Linked DNA regions of Homo sapiens: region 1 is linked to region 2. A link is a contact called in ENCODE Hi-C or POLR2A ChIA-PET data. All regions are on one chromosome and are shown on one strand. Each heading gives the region's core, a stretch centred on a gene start or an enhancer-like site at or near the end of the contact. The rest is flanking DNA. Distances are from core to core; before and after follow the strand shown.

Region 1 (5,042 bases), core at 30-2,529, 1.1 Mb before region 2:
TTCATATGTAAACAGTAATTTTGACTCTAGCTACAAACATGTAAAAAGTGATTGGAGCCGCAATATGATTTTATATCTGAGATGTCCAAGCCATTGTTTAGAGGAATCCAGGGAGAAATTAAAAATGTCTGTAAGTCCTTGGATGACGGTGCTCGCAAGAGGTTTGCATGCAGCCTCTTTTTTTTTTTTTTTTTTTTTTTTTTGAGACGGAGTCTCGCTCTGTTGCCCAGGCTGGAGTGCAGTGGCTCTGATCTTGGCTCACTGCAAGCTCCACCTCCCAGGTTCACACCATTTTCCTGCCTCAGCCTCCTGAGTAGCTGGGACTACAGGCGCCTGCCACCACGCCCTGCTAATTTTTTATATTTTTAGTAGAGACGGGGTTTCACCGTGTTAGCCAGGATGGTCTCGATCTCCCGACCTCATGATCCGCCTGCCTCGGCCTCCCAAAGTGCTGGGATCACAGGCGTGAGCCACTGGGCCCGGCCGCATGCAGCGTCTTCATCAATCCCTGCAGTCAGCTCTGTCTTCAAATTAATCAAGTTCATATACGCCATCCAGAAAAATCTCCTGCACCCAACACACCAACTTGAAAGCATCATGAAACCACAGTCATCTTTTCTGCCTTCTTCCTATTTCTACTGATGAGTGCTCCCCTGGATCTGAGGCTCAACCTTCCACTTTATTTCAGATTCTATCCCCTCTCTTTTCCTTTGAGATTTCATGTTAAAAGGACCTCTCCTTTCCTTCCCTTCGCTGCTAAACATCTTGAAAAAAATGTTTTCTGGGCCAAGCGCGGCGGCTCACGCCTATAATCCCAGCACTTTGGGAGGCCAAGGCGGGTGGATCACCTGAGGTCAGGAGTTCAAGACTAGCCGGGCCAACATGGTGAAACCCTGTCTCTACTAATAATACAAAAAAGTTAGCTGGATGTGGTGGTGCACGCTTGTAATCTCAGCTACTCGGGAGGCTGAGGCAGGAGAATCGCTTGAACTCTCGAGGCAGAGGTTGCATTGAGCCAAGATTGTGCCATTGCACTCCAGCCTGGGCAGCAAGAGCAAAACTCTGTCTCAATAAATAAATAAATAAATAAAATGTTTTCTGTATTGTCTGTCTTTAACTCCTCATATCCTAGTTGGTCTCAGCCCAGTGCAATCTGACACGTAAGCCTTTAGCCAGAGTAACATTTATAAATTGCCACTTTGGTTTTACCCCTCCGAGACAACTCATGTTTCTTGAACCTCAGTTCCTACCCACCCTTCCGGCTCTGACTTCATGATTTCAACCACACTGACCTTTCACCTCCTCCAAGCATGCTGCTTTCTGGTTTCTTCTGTCTACTCTTTGGATAGTTAACACCTAATATGTTCTTAAACTTTCAATCCATCACAATAAAAACAACCACAATGACAAAAATAACAGCCACAGTGACAAAAATAAACAACCACAATGACAAAAATTATTGAACAATAAATATGGGCTGGGAACTGTGTACCACACATGCATTATTTAATACTCATATCCTGGGCCTGGCACAGTGGCTCACGCCTGTAACCTCAACACTTTGGGAGGCTGAGGCAGGCAGATCGCTTGAGCTTAGGAGTTCAAGACTAGCTTGGGCAACATGGCAAAACTCCATCTGTACCAAAAATACAAAAAATTAGCCAGGCGTGGTGGCACGCACCTTTAGTCACAGCTATTTGGGAGGCCTGAACCCAGGAGGTCAAGACTGCAATGAGCTGAGATTGCACCACTGCACTGCAGCCTGGGTGACAGAGCAAGACTCTGTCTTAAAAAACAAACAAACAAACAACAACAACAACAAAAAAAAAAACCTCATATCCACAGGTGAGCTAAGTACAGCTCTTATTCCCATTTTGCAAATAAAGGAGTCAGTCACACAGCAAAACTCAGCCTCTTAATCACTGTGTTTACCATCTATTAATAAAAGATAAATTTGATAACATTTTTCAATCACTGAGGTCATATTTCAATCATAAAAGCAATCATTTCATATGACAGCTCCATGTAAACTGAAAAAAATGAATGTAGCTCCCCAAGTACAGCTTCCAGACCTAATCCACCGTAGCTGTAAGTAGATCTGCATCTACTTGGTGTATATATATCTCTCACATATATACGGGGCTACAATCTCTTTTTACATATATATATATATACACACACACACACACACACACACACACATACATATATATCTCTTTTTACATCTCTTGTAATCATATATATGGCTTATAATAACTTTTTATATATACATGCATAATCATATATATGGCTTAATTGGTCAGATGAGAGCTTTGGTGGATATATATATACACCATTATAATATGGCACTATATATATGGCCATGTACATATATAGTGCCATAGAAACAATATGAGTATTCATTACAGGCGAATTTCATCCTTGACCCAAAAGTTTCTGTCCATTGCTTCAGTGATCCTCTTGAAAATTTGACTTTGCTAGACAGTTGAGAGGGATTCAAGAAATCAAATCTGAATTTTGGTTCACCTTTGATCCATGCCAATTTATGTAGAATAAAAACAATCTAAACAAACATATGTAACTGACTGGGACAGAAGGAAAAATCCCCCGTGACTTTCATTATAAATATCAGTCATTCAAGTGGCCTTACCTTGCCTTTCATCACCACACAATCCTCCTGTCTGTTGTTTTCATGGCTTGGTTCTCCACGAAGCCATTTGGTAAACGTTACAGGGGTCCCATCACTCCACTCAAAGTACATTTGAATCTTAATGTCATTTAAGCCGATCCACAATTCGTCATTTGGCTCTAAACAGGAAGAAACACACAGTGGTATATACAAGGGTTGCTTTCCAAAGGTCGGGGGGTAAAAGGAACGGAAGGCACTCTGCTTTATCAACAGGGCTCTACCTCCCTTGATATGATCACCATCATGAAAGATAGTCCTCATGAGTGCTCATCTGACCTACATGCTGTCGACTTAGATGCCAACTACATTTTACCTTGTTAGTTTTAGGCTGTGTAGTGTACCCTTTACATTGTGAATATGACTGTATTCTTTAGTGGAAATATTGTAGATTGTATCTCCTGGCAGTTACAAAAACAAAATTGAGGTAGGTCTATTACTATGCTCTATCTTATGAAGCTGCTTTTATTGTTGCAAATAATTTACCATGCCAACTGCACTCATGTTATTGATGGTAGCCTATTTATATACATCTGTTTGACTATGATTAAATTGATGAATGTTTTCAAATAACAAAAATTTTAAACTGCTTCTATTTTACTGACTCTTGTTATCAAGAACATTCTAGATACTTCCGTTAAAGATCAATCACTGTACTGGGAGTGAAAATTATCTATATAGTGAAAGAATTATAAACCAAGAGGTGAGACTTGCACCTGACATTTGGTACCTATCTATTATGCTGTATATACAAATGAATCTGTAATCATTTTCATCATGAAATGCCAGGAAATTCCAGCAAAACTTAAATAACAAATGAGGGTAAAACGAAAACAACCAATATAGATTTAAAACATGATCATTTTGTTTTGAAATTCTATGGAGAACATTATTGATTTTATAAGTAGGTGCCATGCTAAAAATTCCTAAATATCACAACAAAAATGGGATAAAGTTAAAGTCAATGAAGGTTTAAGATGTCATGGCTAAAAAATAAACTTGTCTAAATTAAAAAAAGTTAAAGAATACACAAATCAATATCTATCTAATTCACACGACTGGGAGTCCCATCATGAATGCTTGATGTATGATCATTTAGTGGTATAATAAAATTAGTTGCCAAAGTATTGTAAAGATGATGTTGTGGTAGAAAATGAGGAAAACATCACAATGTATAAGATTCTCCCTAAGCGGTTTAGTCTCTTCCTCCTGAAAGTTGTCATTCAACTTTGCTTTTGGAGAAGTCTCTAGCTGGCCTGGCGCCAGCACTGGCAGATGTTTCCAGTGCCGTGGAGAATGAATGACACTGCCAGGATGATCCTCTTCTCCTTTCACTTGATTTGCAGATCGTGATCTTTTCAGCAACAAATGCAGGCTTCAAAGTGACCTCATGTACCCCTCAAAGATTTAAATTGAAGATCAAAGAAAAACTAACCTCCTAAGTCCCACAGTTAAGAGTTTCCTATATACATATTTCTCACTAAATTGTTCTCCCCCATAGCTTCTTCAATTCCTAAGCACAATCTTGATCCTAGAAAAATATATAAGATGTGAGTGTAAAGTTGTCATGCTGATTTTTATCAATTAGTTGGGGAAGTTGTATTCATTGGTATAATCATAACTTACGTGTATAGGTCTTAATGTGTCCACTTGAAATATACTTCCATGATTAATACAAAAGGTATCATCTCAATTATGTAAAAAAAAATTTCTAGGTTTTTGTTTAGAAACAATAATTTTAACTTTACAACTTTACTTTTATTAATATTATTTTATTGTTTAAAATAAAATCTTATCAATAATTTTTAATGGAAGGTTTTCTAATTTATTTACTAATTCTCATGCTGAATTTCAAAGCAACTTTGGCCATCCAATTTCCTAAAATAATTATAGCAATAAAAATATCAGGTTTTTTTCTTTCACTACATTATGTTATACAAAGTAGAGTTAAATGTGCACTCCAGTTCTAGAGCATCCTAACTAACCTGTTTTCTGCTAAATCATTTGCAAACTTTACTGGCTATAAGTGCCACACTAAATTTAAGTAATTGTTATTCAGACATACCAGTTCTGATTCCATTATTATCTTCTATTGTGAATTTTCCAGGATAAGTAGACACAGAATAACCAAGAAATTGTTCATAGGCTGCAGCTGGGCTATTCTCGTGGCCTAAGACACTCAATGGGGTCAACACAGGAAGATGGATACCATTTGGCAGGTGCTAGAAGTAGGAGTGTTTCGGGGACTTTTAAGTCTTTTTCTGCTACTACTCTATTTGTTTCTCATCTATTTGTTAGTTGCTTTTTCCTCCCCTCCCCCAGCCCCAATCAGTTTCCAGGCACTATGTGTCAGGAA
Region 2 (5,076 bases), core at 1,655-4,154:
TCATCCTACGATAAGTAACATCTCTTTCTGAACTGCCATTGTCTTTCTAAATCCACCTCTCAGTGTCCATGATTCTTATACCTAGCGTGTTAGGTGGTTGGTCCATATTCTCTGTTCCGTAAGTTGTGTGGTCGTGTAGCTTATCCTCCAAACCAGGACATTTTTTAGAGGGACAGCTGGTATAATCCAAGACCATTCCAGGCTAATCAGGATGTGTGGTCGATGCTGCCTCTAAGAGAATCTCCAAGGTAGAGACGGCCGGCGCTCTGAGTGTGATCAGTAAATATCCAGTCAATAAGTGCCTGCGTGAGTCCTTGATTGTCTTTCTTTTGAAATTATTGAACCAACTAGTTCCTTTTGAGCATTTTCCTGCTGATTCCCTTCCTGGCTCAAGAATAAAAAAATCATAAATCACAGGGACAGTGCCAGCAACCTCACCCTGCCCCCACACCCCACAAATGCTTCCCTCCCATTGATTTTGCTTCCCTCTGTTCATTTTGGCCAGATCCAACGTTCACCTAAATAACATTCCTAAAGAGGCTAGAGTAGAATGATAACCAAGGCACTGTAGTATTTAACTGTGCACGTCAACACGTTTTCTTAGTTACTGAGTTGAATTTTGAAATGTATTCTACTCTGAAAATGCCCGGGCAAAGCATAGTTGAATATTGCTTTAGGAATTTTAATAACAGTTTGTTCTCACTGCTTTGGGGGAGCTCATTCTGAATGGTGTCTGGTTAGCAGGAGCATTAGAAGATGTTATCAACACAGCAGAAAATCTACCAGGTGTGATTACGGTCAGCAAGGCACCAGTAGCGGGTCAGTGGTACAGCCTGCTCCCATTTTCCCGACACGTTCAACGGGGGCAGCTTTTGTACTTTTAAATAACCCATTCTATTTCGGTAGACCTTTTCTCCCTTCTTTTCTAACAGCTCAGTTTCCATACAAGACTCACAGTGAACTCACCATTCCCGAGTGGAAAGGAGTGACTGGTTGTATAAATATGTCTGTCTCCACTTGGTCTTTGCCTGACCGGGCTTTGTGGGGGTCTGTTGATTCTTTCAGCTTCACTGCCTTCCCTGCAGACCCGACCTGGAGTCCTTTGTTGCCCTAAATATTTTTCTCAAAGATCTTTTATTAACTTTTTCTTTTCTGCTCTTGTTTTTCTTCCTCTTACCTACTTTACCATGTGGTCCTGTGGCAAGAGTGAGAAAGAAAAATACATTCTAGTGGTGTGATCGGCTGAAGCAACGACTGAATTTCTCTTCTCCATTAAAGAAAAAGAAAAGAAAACACAACTTTTAAACTTTTTTAGTTTCTCTCCTGCTAAGTGTTTGTTGAAAGGACACAATGAAATGACTGAAAAGAACCAGTTTTCCCTCATTAAATCTGTCCTCGTGAACCTGAGCTTGTGAACTTTGCACTTTTTTGAGAAGAGCAACATTTTTTTTTCCTTGCTAATTAGTTGCTTGTGCTATTTTCGGAGAAATTAAGGGAAGATGGGAGTACCTTCAGTTTTCTTTTGACTTCAGTGACTCTCAGATGGATGGTCTGCAGGTGTGAGACACTGCTAATTGTCTGCCAGTTGCAGCTCACCCATCTTTCTTGGTAATAAAACCCCTAATTTTTAGCTGGCACGTGGTCACCCAGAAGCCAGCCTTGTAGCTAGGCATCACTGTGTTACTGAATTTTGATTAATTGCTTGTAAGTGGAAATACCTTGTACAACTTCTTGGAAGTGTCCTGAAGGAGGAAGCCTTCTTTATCCTTTCCTTTTTCCTGAGAGGAATGTAGATGTGATGGCTGAGCTCAGGCTGTCGTCTTGGATCTTGAGGTGTGTTTTAGTCAGCTCTGGCCGTTATAACAAAAATACTATAGACTGGGTTACTTAAACAACAGAAGTTTTTTATTCGTGGTTTTGAAGCCTGGAAAATGCAAGATCAAGGTACTGACGGATGCATTGTGTCCGGTGAGGGCTGTCTTACTGATTTGTGGAAGGCCACCTTCTTGTATCCTCACCCAGTGGAGAAAGAGATCGTGTCTCACATGTCTCCTCTTATGAAGGCACTTAACCTCATTCATGAGGGCTCCACCCTCATGACCTAATCACCTCCCAAAGGCCCCGCCTCCCAATACCATACACTGGGGATTCGGGCTTCCGTATATGAATTTTTTGGGGAAAACGTTCAAATGTGTAGTCCCTAGCAAGGTGGGAGCCATGCATAGGGGATGGCTTGGTAACGGGAAACCAGGGGCCTCTGGACTGCCTATGAGAGAAACTCCTGTTTTGTGTAACTCCTGTTGAGTGTGGTTTGCTCTTACATGAAGCTGAGCATAGTCTTAACTGATACATCTATGAATCTATTTAATAATCTTGTTTGTTATCAGGGATTTCTGGGGAGATTTTTTTCATGTCAGACTATACATCTCAGGGATAGAGCAATGCTTTGTCTGGTGGACAGAAAAATCTGAACTCAAAGAAATAAAAATGTGTGAGATTTCTGCAGCGTATAAAATCTTAACCATGATGTGGGAAACCACTATCAGGATTCTGTTTAAAAGCCACAAAAATGCTTTTCTTCTTCCCCTTAGCCTCTTTCTGTGCCATTCTGTAACAATTCAGTCCTAAAGCCATTAACTGGGTGTATTAGTTTGTTTTCACACTGCTAATAAAGACATACCAAGACTGTGTAATTTATAAAGAGAGAGGTTTAATGGACTCACATTTCCACATGGCTGGAGAGGCCTCACAGTGATGGCAGGAGATGAAGGAAGAGCAAAGGGACATCTTACATGGGGGCAGGTAAGAGAGCGTGTGCAGGGGAACTCCCATTTATATAACCATCACATCCTGTGAGACTTATTTACTGTCACACGAACAGTATGGGGAAACCACTCCCCATGATTCAGTTATCTCCATCTGGCCCCGCCCTTGACATGTGGGGATTATTAAAATTCAAGGTGAGATTTGGGCGAGGACGCAGCCTAACCATATCAGTGGGACAGGAAAACAGAGGCGTTCAGGGGTGGCCTGCGGGGGAGCATTGGCGCCTTGGTGAAGGGAGCAGCCGTGCGGGTTGGGCAAGTCGGGGCCCAGGCAGAGTGAGGAGGGCGTCCTGGTGGAGGTGGCCTGGCATGGAGTTTAGTATCAGGGCAGAGTGAGGAGGAAGGGGTGATGGGGAGATTGGTTGCTCTACATAGTGGAACACGTGTTGGATAATTGAAAGGGCTCGCAAGATTCCACAGCACCTGCTCACGTGAAGACTTAATAAAAGCACAGGAGGTGGTTCAGCTGTAGGAAGAAAGCACAAGCCAGCATCAGTGACCCAAGAGACTCACTGTTGTGGCTCCAAAGGGCACATTTTGTCTCCAGATTATGAACCATCAACACGTGTCCAAGGAATCTTGGTGTCAGGAGAGCCTGGGCAGAAACATCAAGCACTGTCTTCTGTGCTTGGCCAGTCACCAAGCCAACCCAGGCCCTGTGTCCAGGTGTAAGGCATCGATCCGATCCGCACCTCCCTGAATGTTCAAGCAAGCTGGCTCTGGGGACCACCAGGGGCGTTTTTAACTTTAAGCTGGCCCACTCCTCCTTATCTTGATTAAGAATCAGTACCAAACTTCCAGGTGTCCTTGCAGATGAGCACAGAGCTGTCCCGGTTTCACTGTAAGATAACCATTTTATGTAGCTCTATATAGGGGCATTTATTAAATAAGTAAACGGTTTAAAGGCCAACGAAGCGGAGTTCTCGTCGTTAGAGGAGAGAATTACAAATACGGGAAGGGAGAAAACTAGAATGAGCCCTGAGATGTATTGGAATTGGGTAGATTGGGGTGAACGTAGGGTGTTTAAAAATAGAAGTAGACAGTGAAATCAGTACAGGTGTTAGGAGTGTGTTATTCCCTAGCTCTGACCACTGAGAGGGGCCGAGGGTACCTGACTCCCCCCCACCCCAAAGTAATGAGCACATCTAGTGCCTGAATTTTGGCTTATAAATATTATTTCCCACAAAAAGGAACCAGAGATCATGGGATAAATGGCTGATTCCAGGACTGTGGCAGAAAAAATACAAGATGAACCTGAATATCTTGTGTCAGAAGGCAAGAAAGTGCTGCAAGAATGAGGGCGTGTGTCGAAAGGACTAATAAGCCAGCTTGGATGGACTCATACTGGCCAAATCAGGGGCAATTTAACCATCACTGTAAATAATAATGATAGATTATAACCCGTCAGCTAAAATAGCAAGCTGCAAAGCCATGCAAGTATAACTAAATAAACCATGATCTCCCAGCACCAATGCTCTTGACCTTTTGGAGTGGACGATTCTTTGTCATGGGTTCGGCTGCCTTGCGTGATGTAGGATGTGTGTCAGCATCCCTGGCTTCCACCCACTACACCAGTGCTTTACACTAGTGCCATCCAGCAGACAGAGAATGCCAGTCACCAACGAAATTTTAGATTTTCTAGTGGCCACAGTTGTTACAATCCAAAATGTCTCCAGACATTGTCAGATATCCCAATTGTGGGGGGTGGGGAAGTTGCCTTGATCGGGGACCAAAAGACACAATAAGTTTAGAGTTTGGTGAGGAACAGGATATTGACATTGTGTCAAAGTACCCGTCCTCCTTTTCCCAAATTTACTAATTACAAGAGGGGAAAACAAGACATTGACAATGGAGAGGCCAGGCAGACTTACGCGATCAAAGTGAAGATCCTTATCAATGGGATAAATGGAAGTCGTGTGTCCTAGGTAGGGTGCCATGACAAGAGCACAGTGTTTCTGCGATATCCCTGCCAAAGATGCTGATATGGTTTGGATCCGTGTCCCCACCAAACGTCATGTGGAATTGTAATCCCCAGTGTTGGAGGTGGGGCCTGGTGGGAGGTGACTGGATCACGGGGGCAAAGTTCTCATAAATGGGTTAGCACCATCCCTCCTGTATTAGGGTTCTCTAGAGGGAAAGAACTAATATTATATATATATATATGTATATATGTGTATATATATATGTATATATGTATATATGTGTATATATATATGTATATATGTATATATGTGTATATATATATATGTAT

The links. A loop is a pair of places that touch in the nucleus more often than their neighbours do. ChIA-PET counts read pairs that join two places held with the same protein, here RNA polymerase II (POLR2A).
Region 1: a loop to region 2 is called in a map of sciatic nerve, with 7 times the contacts of the local background. The contact joins two enhancer-like sites. A Hi-C loop is called at or near these places in 1 of 168 maps with a recorded cell type or tissue (sciatic nerve). POLR2A ChIA-PET finds 5 or more read pairs at or near these places in 1 of 52 experiments (A673).

The regions. Positions count from the first base shown.
Region 1 is chr10:17,850,733-17,855,774 of GRCh38, reverse strand. It overlaps MRC1 (mannose receptor C-type 1), which reads right to left. Exons shown (of 30, transcript NM_002438.4): 8 at 2,651-2,808. Among named protein-coding and RNA genes, the nearest start is that of MIR511, 8.1 kb to the right of the region's middle. Within about 2 kb of position 1,279, at least 2 of the 41 ENCODE cell types and tissues checked have a DNase peak (open chromatin) inside an H3K27ac peak, as active enhancers do.
Region 2 is chr10:16,785,424-16,790,499 of GRCh38, reverse strand. The region is part of intron 2 of RSU1 (Ras suppressor protein 1); the gene reads left to right. Among named protein-coding and RNA genes, the nearest start is that of RSU1, 29 kb to the left of the region's middle. RefSeq lists enhancers at 2,595-2,744, 2,564-3,064 and a silencer at 2,855-2,924. Within about 2 kb of position 2,904, at least 3 of the 41 ENCODE cell types and tissues checked have a DNase peak (open chromatin) inside an H3K27ac peak, as active enhancers do.